Linked DNA regions of Homo sapiens: region 1 is linked to region 2. Evidence: read pairs that join two places in POLR2A ChIA-PET (ENCODE). Cell type or tissue: OCI-LY7. All regions are shown on one strand. Links, peaks and the distances in the headings refer to the core of each region. The heading gives the core; the rest is flanking DNA. Region 1 has its middle 36 kb from the start of WAKMAR2. Region 2 has its middle 62 kb from the start of LINC02539.

Region 1 (8,342 bases), core at 230-8,229, 100 kb after region 2:
AGCTGTCATGAGAAGATAATGGTTTCTCCTTCTCCTTTGCTTTCCAGATCTCTGGTGATTTTTTCTTGGAGGTGAGCCCTAAACAAGAACTCTGCTAGAAACACAGGTCAGGCAATGTTGTTTCCAGGCTTTCAGCCTCAACAGAGAAAGGGAAGCTGGGAAGGGCTCTTGAAGGTGGTGGCAACTAACACTGCCATGTACTATGTATATTGGGGTGGGTGACTTCTCTACCCTGAAGTAGCCAAGCCGACTTTCAGTCTGCAGAAAGGCTATAGGATGTGTATTCCAAAAAACTAGAAGAGATTTGAAATGTTCCTAGCACAAAGAAATGATAACTATGTGAGGTCACAGATATCTTAATTATTCTGACTGGATCACTACACATCGTACGCATGTATCAAAATATCACACGTATCACATATAGGCATACAATTATGTTTCAATATAACAATTAAATTCTTTTAAAAAAGAGATCCTATACAGAGCTTTCCCTTTGATAGGTCTATGCCTAGCTAAGAAACATATTCTCACATTGCTCAAAGGTCCTTTACATCTACTGATTTTTTTTTTTTTTTTTTGAGACAAAGTCCCACTCTGTCGCCCAGGCTGGAGTGTGGTGGTATGATCTCAGCTCACTGTAACCTCTGCCTCCTGGGTTCAAGCAATTCTCCTGTCTCAGCCTCCCAAGTAGCTGGGATTACAGGCATATGCCACCACGGCTAGCTAATTTTTTGTATTTTGGGTACAGAGTGGTCTCAAACTCCTGACCTCAAGTAATCTGTCTGCCTTGGCCTCCCAAAGTGCTGGGATTATAGGCATGAGCCACCATGCTTGGCCTTACATCTACTGACTTTTATCCTTCTAACTACATAGGATGTAATATTTATGTGTTTTGAGTAATTATTTGGGGGTTAAAGTGTCGTCCTAGGAGGTCTAACACATCAATCCTTCATACCAAAGAGTTGACTGCTTCCTGAAATGAATTATAAGGTCTGTTCAAAGTGAAGGTTAGCCACCCCACCCCCCAGGGTAAAGAACATTAAAATGAGAGATAAGGTCTGAGTTCACATCCTAAAAAGGCCATTTATTAAACATAAATACGTCATTAGTCTTCTTAAAGACAGTTTCCTCTTTAGTGAAACAGAGATTTAATAAGCCTCCCCTCCTATCTCAAAGAGTTATTTTAAGATTCAAAACTAGAATGGGAAAATATATATAAAGATATTTTTGTAAATCATAAATGTTATAAAGGTCAGAACCCAAGAAGGCTTACCTGGAAAGTTTGCAGGATCTTGGCAAGGGAGACATGAGGACAGGAAAAGAAGCCAGAATTACTGGGGACTAACCTTTCTGTAGAACTGGGACCTGAGATGGATAGCTAGATTTTCAAGTTATAGTGTCAAAAGGGATATAGTAAGCTTGACACGGTATCAGTATCTAAGAGGTCCAATCTGGGGCAAAACAGACTGTCCAGCCAATGGTGAATTTTGGAATCAGGCATTCGGCAGGGTTGACTGAGATCTAGTTGTTTGGATTGATATCTCAACAGCAGATCAAAGTCCAGACAGTAATATCCCCCACATAGTAGCTTGGCATGGAGTAGGCAATCAATATATTTTTATTGACTTGACCTACTGATAAACAGAATAAAGGAACACATATCTGGCAATAAGATATCATGTTGTCAAGACCCCAGAGAACCTGAGTGCAGTTCATGAGCTGGCTCCAGGCCCAGATAGGGATTTCAGTGTTAACCAGGGCAAGCTGCCTAGTGACATGGACAGAGCAAGCTCAGTGAAGGCCAGGAGGAAGAGAAAGGATACAGCTCAAGGGGCTCAAAGACGTTGAAGCTCACCCCAGACGCAATGGCCTTGGATCCAGCACAAATTCAAAATTGTACCTATGAGTAGGGTTACAGCATCTGATGTACTTCAAGGCTTGGTCAGGCTAGCTGCGTCAGGACCAGGATGGAGCTAAGAATGAAGGTGGCGGGTGCCCAAAGCTTAACAGAAAGTGAAAATACATATTAATATATTATTCACTGAGTTTTTAAATATTAACTATTCACCTAAAAAATTAATATTTTTATTTGGGAGGCAAAGGGAGTTTAATTTGGATTTGTTTTAATAATCAGCTTAATAGGTACTAAAATTTCTGTTTTTAAAGAATATTTAATGGCATGGGAAATTCTAATGAAGTAATCAAAGAGTTGGTAAATAGTATATGCTACTATGGTCAGAATTCTTTGTGTGCATATTACTTGTATACAGATATAGATAAAGAGAAAATTGGACATATCTTGCAGAGACTGATAAAAAGTTGTAGAAGGAAATATACCAAAATATATTTAACAATAATTTCTGGATGGTAATGCCTATAAATTACTTCTGTTTTGTTCTTTGTAATATCGGGTGTTTTTACAATTCCTGACAATAAGTTTACATTACTTTTATAATCTTTTTTAAAAGATTTTCTGCAAACCTATCTCTTATAGTATCTCTACAATTCACAGAGAAAGAAGGAATACTCCACAGCTCATTCTATGAATTCAATATGACCTCGCTATCAAAATTAGACAAGAATGGAATAAGAAAGGAAAATTACAAGCCAAACTAGGCCATCGATGTATATATACAGGCCCAAATCAACCATCAAGTTTTTTTTTTTCAACATAAAAGAAACAAACTCTTGGAAAACCAAGTCTAACTGTGTTTAGAAAGATAATACACTAAGAGCTAGCTGTCTTCATCCTACAAGAACAATTTATCATAAATAATAGTTTCGTACTGGCATAAGAACAGACAAATTTTCAGTGGAATAGAATGGAGAGGCCAGTTAACAGGGTGTAGATGACATCTCAACAGTCTTGACTTGGATTTCCTTGCTCACCAGTGAGACTATCACTTCATATGACACATTTATACATGGAAATTTGTCACATGATGGGGGTGACATAGTTGAGCAGTAGAGAAAGGAAGGAATCTTTAAAAAGTACAGTTGGAAAACTGATTATAAATATAGATAAAATTGAATTTGGATTCCTAGCTCCTAGTCTGCTTAAAAATCAATTACAGACAGAGTAAGGAATTTATATGTCAAAAACAAAACTTTATGAGAGGAATATATATGGGTAAATAGTTTTCTGACTTGAGAATAGAAAAGAATTCCTTAAACAAGACCAAATATGATATCCTAAAAGAACATATTGACAAATGCGTTGAACAACTACACTACACTCCAGGTCCTCCCTCCAAAATCCTAAACCCAAATCTCATCACGTTTTTCAGTGAAATAAAAATACCTTCTGTTTCCAGCAAGCATCCTCCATAAAAGGCTTTGAAGTTATTAATATAATTAGCAAAAAATTCAGTACAGTATCTATTTTTAAACAGCGGTATTAAATTATAAGAACTATTTGTCCATTTACCCTAGTTCCTTGGAAGGCCGTGCGGAAGAATCAAATGCGCAAAGGTTAAAGCCCACAATTTTCTTCTTGAAGTAAATGGTAGCATTGTTAAGAAACGACCGAGGCCAATTTTCCTTTTTAACAGTGAGAACAACTTGTAACTAGAAGTCAGAATCTCTATTCAAGTATTTTACACAGTTCTTCTGTGAATTGCATATAGTGGATAGGATCATATTGATCTGTGATGTCAAAATCCAGTGCAGAGGCTTCACAGAGGAAGTAAAAGGAGATAAGATGACTACTCACCACTGCTCTGGGCACCAAGGCCCAACCTCTCCTCCTCAGAGGAGGGCAGTTGTCCAGGTACCTTTTAGCCCCAGCTCACATCTGAGGCTCATTATTCCTGGGTGAGAAAGCAGCTTTGGGGCACTTTCTAGAATGCTCTATCATGTGCTAGAGAATGATAATGGTGAATTCCACAGAGAGTTGTGCTTGGAGGATTCCTTCATTCTCAGCTGGGAGAGACAACCACCCCCGGTAGTTGGCTTTAAAATTTTTTTTTATCTATCTATCTATCATCTATCTATCTATCGATATTTTCACCATGTAGCCCAGGCTGGTCTTGAACTCCTGAGTTCAAGAAATTGGCCCGCCTCGGCCTCCCAAATTGTTGGCATGAGCCACCGCACCTGGCCCCAGGTAGTATTTTTACACTTGTATTGTCCAAGTTTTAGCATGAAGTGTTGCTTTTTCTCTGGTGGTCTGGAAGAGTTCACCCTGCCTGTTAGTGTGAATTTTACCTGCTAGAAGTGTGTCTCCAACAGACATCATCCTGAGAATGTCAGTGGGGGACTCAAAAACGAGGGGGCATCTCCTTGCCAATGGGGCATCTCATAGTCGTCAATGCCACTAGCGGTTAACAGGAGTACCTCTGGATGTGCATGCTGTTTTAGGTAGGCCTTTTCGGGTTTTGAAAACTCACAAAGCAAGTGAGGGGACTGGAAATTGAATTTATTCTTAGATCCTTGTCTCAGAAATGTAAGCACAGGGCAAGAAAGTCAGCACAGTGCCCTGGAGTCCTATCTGATCTCCGGGTTTTGGGGGCACCTTCCAGAAGGTACAGGTGCCACAAATACCCCTGCAAGACTCAGTGGAAAAACTCTCACCACTATTCTTATGCCCAAGGGGCCACGCTGTGAGTGTCTGCATCTCCTCAACCACACAGGTCTTCTCATTGCATGCCTAGATAAGGCAGTTACATTGAAACTATTGCATCACCTTGCTGCAGTCATGTATGATTAACTAGATATGCTGGAAAGAGAGAGGAAGGAGGCTGGTTACCGAGTTTAAGGAGTGTCATTTATGGTAAAACACATTTTTCCTATAATAAAATCAATCATAGGTGGTGGCAATTGCTACAACATGCTTTAGTATTGGTTTGATTTCTCCATTTCTAGATAGTGTTTCCCATTAGGTTGTTTTTTTTTTTTTTTTTTAATCAGCCTCAAAGAAACCTTAAAATAAAGTTGTGACTGAGGGCGGGTGAAGGGGACATGGAGTATGATAGTCACTTTTGTTCCAGTGTTAATTTTCAAAAACTCCGGATGTCTAATATTGAAAGCCAGTCCAGAGCGCTCAGTGTTAAAGAACTCGCTCCCTACCCGCCCCCCCGCCACCCCAACTGCGGGGCTGAATCACACGAGGAAGGAAAGTCTGGCTCACTGCTTTATTAATTCACTACTGTGATTTCTTTCTCTGTTACTAAAGGGGACTGGGCGGGGGGTGGTAAATTGAGTGGGCAGCCAGGAAATGTGATATTTTTCTTGGTTCCTTGTGATTGGAGGAAATTCTGTCTTCTCCTTTTGGTTCAAAAGTTTTAGCAACATAACCTTTGGTTTTGTTTTGTTTTTCTGTGAAGTAATTTGACTTTTCAGTGGAAGCTACCCCAAGCCCACCTCTCTGGGGTTGTAAAACCCGCTCGCTTTGATACAATTTCATTAAATGAAGTCATCCAGATGGTGAGCCCATATAAAACCCTGACCTTCAAAGGTCTCTGCCTGTCTCTAGGTCCTTGGGTAATTTGAAGTGTCACTTCTTGGCCATGTCTGCTCAGACCTGTCACCTTAAATCTCCTCTTTGAACTTTATCTTACTTTTCTCCTTAATCTTCTTTTGATGGGAGGTGAACATTAATAGGAATGATCTTCAATGCCGGTTCTCTGAAGACCCGTAGTAATTGTTAGTAATCAAGCCTGATGTGATGGACAAAATACACATTATGTGTAAATGTCCCATGCAAAATGTGAGAAAGTTTAGATGATGTACAGCAGTTATTTTTAGTCCTTCGAATAAAACATACTCCTCACATACATACTCCTCACATTCGAGAGCAATATTATAAATAATGCAGCATTCATTTAATATAACCTCAGTATGTTTCATTTCAAAAGACCAACTGTAATTTCTATTTCTGTTTATTTTTAAAGAACTCTTCACTACTGTAATATTATATTTTAATAATAATAACAATGACCTGTATATATTACATACTTAATATATGACAGTCCATAAGCTAGGGTTTATAAAAATATATATGATCAAATTTCATCCTAACAATACATTATGTGTTAAGTATTATCCCCATTTGACAAACAAGAAAACTGGGTCTCAGAAATGTGCACAGTCATGTTTAAAAATCCTAACTCTCTATCTCAAAAACCCATCCTATGGTGTCTCTAAGAGAAATGTGTAGACTGCTCAAACTGGTTCTAATAAAGTTTTCCCTCATTTTGAATGTTTCTGTTCAGTAACGAAAAACTGTAAATAAATAATACAAAAAGCATATTTATAACCTAAGTATAAGGCCTAAGAATAATAATAAAATGGATACTTGCATACCCACCACTGAGCTTAAGAAATCAGACATTAGCAACACCTTTGAAGCCTTGTGTACCTTTCTCCCAATCTATTCATCTTCCCCAATCCAGAGACATGGTTTAGTGCATGTGAGTGAGCCACCTCCCCAGTTAGAAAGTAGGCTTCTTGAGAAAAAAACTGGGTTTATTATTTCTTCATTTTTCTTTTTAGTTTTACCACATAGGCATTTATCCCTAAACACTGTACTATTTGATTTTGCTTGGCTTTGAACTTTATATAATTATTCTTTTGTAACTTGCTCTTTTAATTCAGTACCACCTACGTTGATGACTATAGTGTATAGTTCTTAATCTTCACTGCTATACAGTAGTCAACTGTATGACTATACCACACTTATTTACCTATTATCTCATTTGCCTGGATCTGTGTCGCTTCAGGTTTTTGCTGTTACAAATCAAATAGATATTCTTGTCCAAGTCTCCTGGTACACACATGCTAAAATTTCTTTTGGGTATATATCCAGGAATAAAATGCAGATTGAAGGGTGTGTGAAGTTCAGTCTTACATAACCGTGTCAATTACTTTTTTTATATTTTGAAAAAAAATTTTCCCATCGTTTTTCTACTGTTCTGTTTGCTGCTCATTTTCTTACTAATTTGTGGGCTGCCTTTATATATTTTTATTACTCTTTTTGTTGGCATACATGTTGCAAATATCTTCTCCAAATTTTCAGCTGACTTCTCAGAGAAAGTCTTAAGTTTAAACATTGTCAAATTTTAATTTTTTTCCTTTATGAGTAAAAACCTTATTTAAGAAATCTTTTTATTTCCAGAGGTGTTATTCATCTGAAATGTTTTGTTTTGGTTTACATATTTAAATGTTTAATGTCTCTGAAATTGATTTAGGGATATGGTAAGAATAGGCAGGAATCTGATTTTATTTTTTCCATGAATTCAGGGGAGCCACAGTCTGAAACCAGACCACGTGGGCTCTATAGTTAAAATATTACAATCTTCTCCATAACATTCTTGCTCCTCTCTTGAAAAAGGTTTTTCTATGTATCTTATGTTTTTAACTGCTTTTGTGACTATTGTCTTTTTTTTTTCAATTTGGTTTCCTTTTCTAACTTGTTTGCTTTTGTGACTGCTGCCTTTAAAAAATATATTTTTTGGTTTCTTTTTCTTTCCTTTTTTTTTTTAAAGAGATAGGGTCTCGCCATATTGATCAGGTCAAACCTCTGAACTCAAGCCATCCTTCTGCCTCAGCCTCCCAAGTAGCTGAGATTATAGGCTGGTTTCTTTTTTTAACTTGTTTGCTGTTATATAAAAATGCAATTGACTTTTATATAAATATTTGTGTTTTAATATCTATGGATTCTTTTGGGTTCTTCATAAACACAATTATATCATCTGATGGGTGACTGTCAAGATGTGTGTGTGTGTGTGTGTGTGTGTGTTGAAAGATACATTAAAGACCCAAACAGTGTTCATTATTGTTATTTTACCACTTAAAAATCAATTTTATTTTATATATTTATTTCATTTCTCTGTCAATATATATAAATTTTGATCTGTTTTCTCATTTAAGTAATATTTATTTGTTCAGAAAACTTAGAGAATAGACATAAGAAAATCAAAATGCCCATAATCCCATCACACAATTAATTAGAATTCAATAACATAGTTTTAAATTACTTACCATGTGATCTAAATGCACTACTTATTTCCTATTTTCAAAGATTTTGCTTTCTGGTGAATAACTACTGTAAATGTTTTGATATTATACTCATTTAGGCTTTTTAAAATAATAAATACATATTTTTAACACAAACAGGTCATATTGTACATGCAGTTATGCAACCTAATATTTTTCACAAACGATATATGTAACCATTTCTTTGACATTACTGAAAATTCTTCTGCCACATTATTTTTGATGAATGCATTGTATATTTCATTGTATGTATTATAATTAATTAGTTTTATTGCATATGTGCTGCATTCAATATTTTGCTATTATAAATAGTTATGACTTTCTATCATCCTATGATGATTCCCTCA
Region 2 (8,342 bases), core at 118-8,117:
GGCCATGTGAGGACTTAACAAGAAGGCAGCCATCTGCAATCCAGGAAGAGAGCCCTCACCAGAACTGAAATCGTCTGAGGCCTTGATCTTGGACTTCTGACTGCCAGAACTGTTAGAAAATAAATTTTTGTTGTTTAAGCCACTCAGTCTGTTTTATTTTGTTATATTGGCCTGAGCAAATACACACGATTTATCTATTCACTTACTGAAGGATAGCTTGAGTGCTTCTAAGTTATGGCAATTATGAATAATGCTGTTATAAACATTCACGTGCAGGATTTTTGTGTGGACATAAGTTTTCAACTCATGTGGGTAAGTACCAAGAAGTGAGACTGCTAGATCATATGGTAAGAGTGTTTAGTTTTGTAAAAAAAAAAACTGCCAAACTGGCTGTACCATTTTGCATTCCCACCAGCAATGAATGAGAGTTCCTGTTGCCCTACATCCTTACAAGCATTTGATGTTTTCAGTGTTCCAGACTTTGGCCATTCTAATAGGCATGTAGCGGTATCACACTGTTTTTTTGTTTTGTTTTGTTTTGTTTTTTGTTTGAGATGGAATTTTGCTCTTTTTGCCTAGGCTGGAGTGCAGTAGCACAATCCCTCTAAGTATGATCCCTTTAAAAGAATTCTTATACATGTGTGGGTAGAGGCTGGAGGTATGTATACATGCATGTACATAGACAGAGGGAAAGATGCCTGCATGCCTGTTTTCGTTTTGAGACAGAGTCTTGCTCTGTCACCCAGGCTGGAGTGCAATGGCATGATCTCGGCTCACTGTAACCTCCGCCTCCTGGGTTCAAGCAAATCTCCTGCCTCAGTCTCCCAAGTAGCTGGGATTACAGGCATGCACCACCACACCCGGCTAATTGTGTATTTTTAGTAGAGATAGGGTTTCACCATGTTGACCAGACTGGTCTCAAACTCCTGACCCCAGGTGATCCACCTGCCTCAGCCTCCCAAAGTGCTAGAATTATAAGCATGAGCCACCGCACCCGGCCTGCATTGTTGTTTTAAATTGCAATTCCCTGATGACATATGATGTGGAGCATTTTTTTATACGTTGATTTGCTATTCGTATATCTTCTTTTATGAGGTCTATATTCATGTCTTTTGCCCTTCTTTTTCAGCAGGTTATTTGTTTTCTTATTGAATTTTAAGAGCTCTTTATACATGTATTAGTTCATTCTCACACTGCTATAAAGAAATACCTCAGATTGGGTAATTTATAAAGCAAAGAGGTTTAACTGGCCCATGGTTCTGCAGGCTGTATAGGCTTCTGCTTCTGGGAAGGCCTCAGGAAACTTACAATCATGGCAGAAGGCAAAGAGGAAGCTGGCACATCTTATAGAGCTAGAGCAGGGGGAAGAGAGACAAGGGGGAGGTGCCACACATTTTTAAACAACCAGATCTCCTGAGAACTCTGTCATGAGACAGCACCAGGCGGATGGTGCCAAACCATTAGAATCCACTCCCATGGTCCAATCACCTCTCACCAGGACCCACTTCCAACATTGGGGATTACAATTCAACATGAGACCTGAGTGGAGACACAGATGCAAACCATGTCAGTATATTTTGAATAACAGTTCTTTACCAGATATATCTTCTTGCAAATATTTCCTCCCGGTCTGCAACTTTTTCCTTCTCTTAACAGGGAGTAAGTATTTTTAATTCATTAATCGATCAGTATATAATCTTGTTTTATGTGTGTGTCTATTTTTAAACACCTTACTTAATAGATATTATTGACTCAGTAGCACTGAACTCATGGCCAGTAACACTATAACTCATGTGTGATTGTAGCTTATCTAAGACATGTTGTCTCAATCTGCCCGGGCTGAGCTAATAAAATTCCACAGACTCTGTGGCTTAAAGAGCAGAAATCTATTTTCTCAAACTTCTGGTGGCTAGAAACTCCAAGATCAAGGTGCCCACAGGTTTGGTTTCTGGCAAAGGCTCTCTTCCTGGCTTTCAGACAGTTGCCTTGTCCACATATGGCTTTTCCTCTGAAGGGGGGAGATGGGCAGGGTGGGCAGAAGAGAGAGAAAGCTCTTTTTATAAAGACACTAATTTTATCAGATCAGGGCCCAATTTATGACCCCCCCCCCAATAACCTGATAAGGCCCATTCTTTTAACCTTAAAACCTCTTTAAAGACCCCATTTCCATATACAGCCAAACTTGGGCTGGACCTTCAACATATGAATTTGCAGGGACACAAACCTTCAGTCCATAACACGTCTTTTCTCTGTAAGGTCATCACAGCATTCTTCAGCTTAGGAACACCAAACATCACTTCTGCACTATGGCGGGGAGCCATTTGAAACAGTAAAGTCACAAAGAAAAAACCACAAAAATGAAAACATGGGCAACTAAGGAGGCAGAAGGACTTTTGTTTACAGGATGAGAGCTGAAACAAAAAGGCAGAGCCTCACCTGGTGCGACCTCAACTGGAAAAGTGCATGAGTGACTCAAATTTTTTACCACATCATGCATGTCTATGAATGATACAAAAGCACAAGTTTTGATTTGGGGGTTAGAAATAAATTTTAGCAAATAGGCAAATCTACAAATAATGAGGATCAACTGTATATTTTTTGGATACATTGAGAGGATCACCCAGGAGACGGGCTGCCATAAATGCCCATTTGGATGGTAGGGAGAGGATTACAGTGAAGACAGGCCCACACCCACATGTGATCATCAGGTGCTTAAGAGGGTGGAAGGACATGAGCAGACAGAAAGAGCTAGCTGGCAAGCTAGCTGGCAATCTGGAGCTTCCCTTCATTCTCTTGCCCCACTGGATGCTGAGATGAAAGCCAGAGGACTTGCCACAGGGTCTGGATGCTGAGATGAAAGCCAGAGGACTTGCCACAGGGTCTGCTGAGACAAAGCAAGGTGACCCCACAGCACAGGATGGACAGCCAAGCCAAGGGATGGAGGCAGCAGAAACCCAAAGGGCTAGAGCTCATTTGAGTTGAAGAGAAGCAGAGATCAGGAAATGAGTGTCGAGTTCTTTTTAAGAACATTGCTGGAGCTGGAGACCACCAGCTGCAGGTTTCAGCCCTGAAGAGCAACAGGGCAGCAGCTCTGGACAAGGGGCTGGCTGCTACAGATACACGGATTCCTGTCAGCGCAACCTGTGAACTGTCATGAGCCCAGGGCCTATCCATATCCCGTCAGCACAACATGGAACCAGCAAGTCACGTTCTTTTCCATGCTTTCACCTAGACCTCACTATCTCAACTAGGTTGAACTGGTGGAAGCTTGGGAGGGCCAATTTAGTTAAACAAAAGATAAAGAAATCCCCTTTTCTCTACATCTCAGCTGTACTATGAACTGACATATGTGATCCAGTTACATAATGTTTTTAATTGGCTATCCTCTTAATGGTGGTCATAATCTAGGGAGGAAATTAGATGCTTCCTGATTCATCATAATAAGACAATTTATGATGAGAGCTTCAAGTGTTCATTAAGTTGGTTTGTTTTATCCAGGGGGCAGCAGTGAGCTTTGGCAATGCTATCAGCAAAGAAAGACACTGAATTGGTGCTCAGGACAGTGAGTGCTACTCAGAATGTCTTGGGAAGGCTGTTACAGTACTTTCAGGTGTATTTCTTATGGTTTTCAGGGCTGACTGAAAAAGGCTAATCTGTCAGGTTCGCAGCACCACAGCCCTGCCCTGCCATCTTCCTTTCTCCTTCCCCAACACTTTATACCTCCACATCCCCTCCTGATTCCAAGACGCCTGGCCTTGGCCGTCTCCTATAACTGATGCTCTCAGCAGTAGTGGTAGTAGAGATGACTTCCCTTTTGGTCTACTCACTCCCTTAATTGTCCAGCAATTCTTCATGTTGGTGATGTTGTTCTTAAGATTTGAAATATGCTGATGATTTTCCATTGCCACCCCTGCCTGCCCTTCTCTGCCCTGTTTAGTGCCCAGAGAAACTGCCCCTTGGAATTGCTCATTCAGGCTCCCTTGTTGGCTGGCTTCCATTTGGGTTCTACCACTGTAGGTGCCTGGCCTGTTTGACCCTCCCTGTTTTTATGCACCCTCCCTGTCTCTGGCACCTGCTGCATCCCTTTTTGGCTACAGCCCTTGTTGGGGGCCTGTCCTCATCAGCCCCATTGCTTAATGGAATTTAGTGACACTATTACATTCCCCTTGTTCCTTCAGCCCTATGGACGGTGATGATTTCCAGCTATTGCCAGTCTCTGAATGCTTTAACAACCCCTATTGTTTCCTTTAAACCTACCCACATGCTCATAATTTCTTCACTGAAATTCTTTATTCAGTCACAGGAGTTGGAGTCTGCTTCCTGCTGCAACCCTTCCTGATCCTTTAAGTTAATCTCTAACTTGCTATTGGTGATGCTTCCTTTAAGCCTTGAGTTTTTCATAGTTCAGCCCACAAACATCTTGCTTTCAGAATTGTCGTAGGTGCTTGCTAAAAATGCAATTTCCTGGGACCCATCTTTCTAATCAGAATCTCTAAGAGAGCCCAGTGGTGATGAGTGCATCTCCATCTTAACACGCTCCTGAAGCTGAAGGACCTGATATGAGGCTCACCACTGCTGGGAGTCAGCTAGTGCCTGAGAGCGTGTTCTTGGGAATGTCAGTAGCCTTCCAGAGCCCTCTGATCTCTGATAAAGCCCGTCTTTATTCATTAAGATTAATTACATGCATTTCAAGTGATTTAAACTTCTAAGAGAAAAAGGTATCTGTAAATAAGATATTTTTGAGCCAAACCCACCAAGTGTTTGGAGCCCTGCTGAACACGAATCTCAGTCTGCCTTCTTGGGAACACCAAAAGCGTGAATATCAAAGGGGAGGTGAAAGTTCAGGCCAGTGTACTCAGGTTTGAAATGGTCTCTTTTAGAAAGCCACTCCTGTTCCTCCAGCACTCACTCTTTGGGATCCTTACAGAATTCAGAACTGCAGGAAACAACCGCCTAGTTATTCTCGACTTCCATTTATTAACTTTACAGAAGGGAAACTGAGCAAAAGGCTGCCCAGAGGCTCACTCTGAGGTTTCTGGAGGTCAAAGTCTAGGCCCAGATGTGCTGGAGCTTCTGCTCAGGGTCTCATACAACTGAAATAAAGGTGTCAGCCAGGCTGCATTCCTTTCTGGAGATCAGCAGAATTCAGTTCCTTGTGATTGCAAAACTGAGGCTCCAGTTCTTTCACTGACCATGCACCTGGGGTGCTCCCAAGTCTTAGAGGCTGTCCGGCAGTTCCTGGGCATGTGGCCTCCTCCATGAGCCCTGTCTCACTCAGGCTTAATGGATAATCTCCCTTTTATGAACTCAAAGTCAACTGATGAGTAACCTCATCATAAAGTAATATGCCTTCATCTTCACAGCTTCTGCCCACACAAGATGGGAGGGAATTATACAAGACATATATACCAGGGACAGGAATCATGGGGACATCTTAAAACCCTGGCTATCACCAGGGCTTGCCTTAAAGCAGCATATTAATAGCAAACATTTATTGAGTGCCAAACACTGGTCTAAGCCCTATACACATGTTAACTCATATAATCTTTAATCTTTACAACAGCTCTAAGAAATAGGGACCATTATTATCACCCCGTTTTTGTTGTTGTTGTTGTTGTTGTTCTTTTTTTGTTTTGTTTTTATTTTTTTTGTTTTGTTTTGAGAAGGAGTTTCGCTCTTGTTGCCCAGGCTGGAGTGCAGTGGCACAATCTCGGCTCACTGCAGCCTCTGCCTCCCGGGTTCAAGCGATACACCTGCCTCAGGCTCCCAAGCAGCTGGGATTACAGGCGCCCACCACCAACACTGGCTAATATTTTTTGTATTTTTAGTAGGGATGGGGTTTCGCCATGTTGGCCAGGCTGGTCTTGAACTCCTGACCTCAGGTGATCCGCCTGCCTTGGCCTCCCAAACTGCTGGATTACAGGCGTGAGCCACCGCACCCAGCCAACACCCTGTTTTTATAGGCAAATCACTTGAGGGATCTGAGGATAAATGCAAATTAGAAATAAGGCTTAATTCTCCCTGTTGAAAATAAGGGAAGGAGCATCCCACCCTTTCCTTTTCTTCAGAGTTTCTTTCTCTGTCCTTGTCAAATGTATGTAAACCTTTTTAATGGCTAACTAAACCTCTGGCCAGTGTCAATACTCAGGAATGTTTCCTGAAGTATCTGAGAGGCTTCTCTTTGAACTATAATCAAGGAAGATAACAGCCAGTCTCCCTGTGTCCTGGGAAGAGATAGGCCTACCTGTCACCTGACTCAAATGGCAAAACCTACCCAAGGTAATGGGTTGGATCCACTTGGCTATATAAAAGAATGAAATTGCTTTCTTTATAACCCCTTCAGCAGGTTGCCTGTCTGTGATACACATCACATTCTCGTTTTTTGTTTTTACCTTTCTGGGTTTTCTTTGAGACAGGGTCTTACTCTGTAACCTAGGCTGGAGTGCAGTGGCACCATCTCAGCTTATTGCAAGCTTTGCCTCTTGGGGTCAAGCGATTCTCCTGTTGCAGCCTCCCGAGTAGCTGGGATTACAGGTGCCCACCACAATGCCTGGCTAATTTTTGCATTTTTAGTAGAAACAAGGTTTCACAATGTTGGCCAGGCTGGTCTCGAACTCCTGACCTCAGGAGTTCGCCTTGGCCTCCCAAAGTGCCAGGATTACAGGCGTGAGCCACCACCCCTGGCCGCATTCTGGTTTAATGCTGAGTCAGTAGTGAAGTTGTTTCCTACTTTTCCACCTTTGTAAAGAGGTTTTCTGGATTTGGAGGTGATATGGTTTGGCTCTGTGTCCCCACCCAAATCTCATCTTGTAGCTCCAATAATTCCCATGTGTTGTGGGCGGGACGTGGTAGGAGATGATCGAATCATGGGTGCGGGTCTCTCCCATGCTGTTCTCGTGATAGTGAATGGGTCTCACAAGATCTGATGGTTTTAAAAATGGGAGTGTATCTGCATAAGCTCTCTTTGCATGCCGCCATTCACATAACATGTGACTTGCTCCTCCTTCCCTTCCACCATGATTGTGAGGCCTCCCCATCCACTTGAAGCTGTGAGTTCTCCATTAAACCTCTTTTCTTTGTAAATTTCCCAGTCTCAGGTATGTCTTTAACAACAGCACGAAAACAGACTAATACAGGAGATTCTGTTTTTAATTATATTTCCCTAATAGGTGCAGAAAAGTTAAGTAACTTGTCAGTGACACCTTGCTACTGAGTGGCAGAGTTTACACTGTGAACCCAGGTCTCTGGCTCTAGCTCTAAAGTCCATGTACCTATCCACCTCGTAAATCTTACAGTTTTACCAGAAATAGTTTGGAGTATCCACCTATTCTTTACCTGAAGCTTCCCCATACACCTATTAATGACCAGTGAGGCCTCCATATCTAAACCTTCAGATCAGGGTTTGGAGCCATGTAATGTGTTGTGGTGTGGGCTACCTTGTGCATTTATAGGATGTTTAGCAGCATCCTTGGCCTTTACCCATGAGAAACCAGTAAGGTACCAGGATGTGACAATCAAACATGTCTCCAAACATTGTCATACATTTTGAGGGAAAAGGGACAAAATCACCACAAGCTGAGAACCAGTCCTTTAGTGGACACACACACACACACACACCACTTGCTTGGCAGGGAGACAGGGAAAAAGAGAAGAGGACCTATAGTTGGGAGAAAGGCTTTGACTTTCACACAGTGACTAGAAGCCAATGGCCTGGTAGCTGAGGCTGCAGCCTCCTAAATCTTGCTTTTTCAGAAACAAGAAGAAAAGGGTTGGGTTAGCAGTGGTCTCATGAATCTTTCTTCCCATTCTTTCTTTCTGGTTGGATTGGAAAAGTTAAGTGTCTGAGAAGAGTTAATCACAATAAAAATAATTTCTCTTTAACAAAGATTTGGGCTCCTCTACCTTGTACTGTATTTCCCTTTATTCTTTAGTGAAATTTGAAGTTTTGTTAAATCCTCTAAAGGATCATTGGCAGGAAAAATAATGAGTTTGGTCAAAGACTCTAACTTCAGACTTTCTACAGCTGCAGACCACAGCAAGAAGGTGACTTCACCTTGGAAAATTCTCAACTGAAAGCCTGGGAACAATCAAATGAAACGTTTTTTTCCAAAAGATTATATGCTGCCCATAGTCAAGCATTTGTCTTTCTTAAACTAACCAAAACGTACAGAATTATCTTTTGGAACTAGATGATTTATGAATTGAAAACAAACCTAATGTACTTTCACTCCCTTGCCTGAACATCCTGTACTTTAAATATGTCAGAACCTTACTGTTTTTGTTCTGGGCTCTTTCCTTCCAAGCTGTATAAAGGACTATTCCTTTCACACAGTCAGCAAATA

What was found. Peaks named below come from ENCODE experiments on the same cell type or tissue, not always from the same donor. Only the 100,000 strongest peaks of a DNase experiment are listed, where the experiment ranks them.
Region 1: POLR2A ChIA-PET joins it to region 2 with 7 read pairs; 3 of 35 experiments call an interaction of 5 or more read pairs at or near these places.

Annotation. Positions count from the first base shown.
Region 1 is chr6:137,900,025-137,908,366 of GRCh38, forward strand. No RefSeq gene overlaps it. Among named protein-coding and RNA genes, the nearest start is that of WAKMAR2, 36 kb to the left of the region's middle. RefSeq lists enhancers at 5,086-5,135, 5,316-5,405. In OCI-LY7, for the core only: no CTCF peak of the experiment used is centred there; a DNase peak (open chromatin) is centred at 4,647; H3K4me3 peaks cover 864 bases; H3K27ac peaks cover 920 bases.
Region 2 is chr6:137,796,640-137,804,981 of GRCh38, forward strand. No RefSeq gene overlaps it. Among named protein-coding and RNA genes, the nearest start is that of LINC02539, 62 kb to the left of the region's middle. In OCI-LY7, for the core only: CTCF peaks have their summits at 3,486 and 3,689; a DNase peak (open chromatin) is centred at 3,522.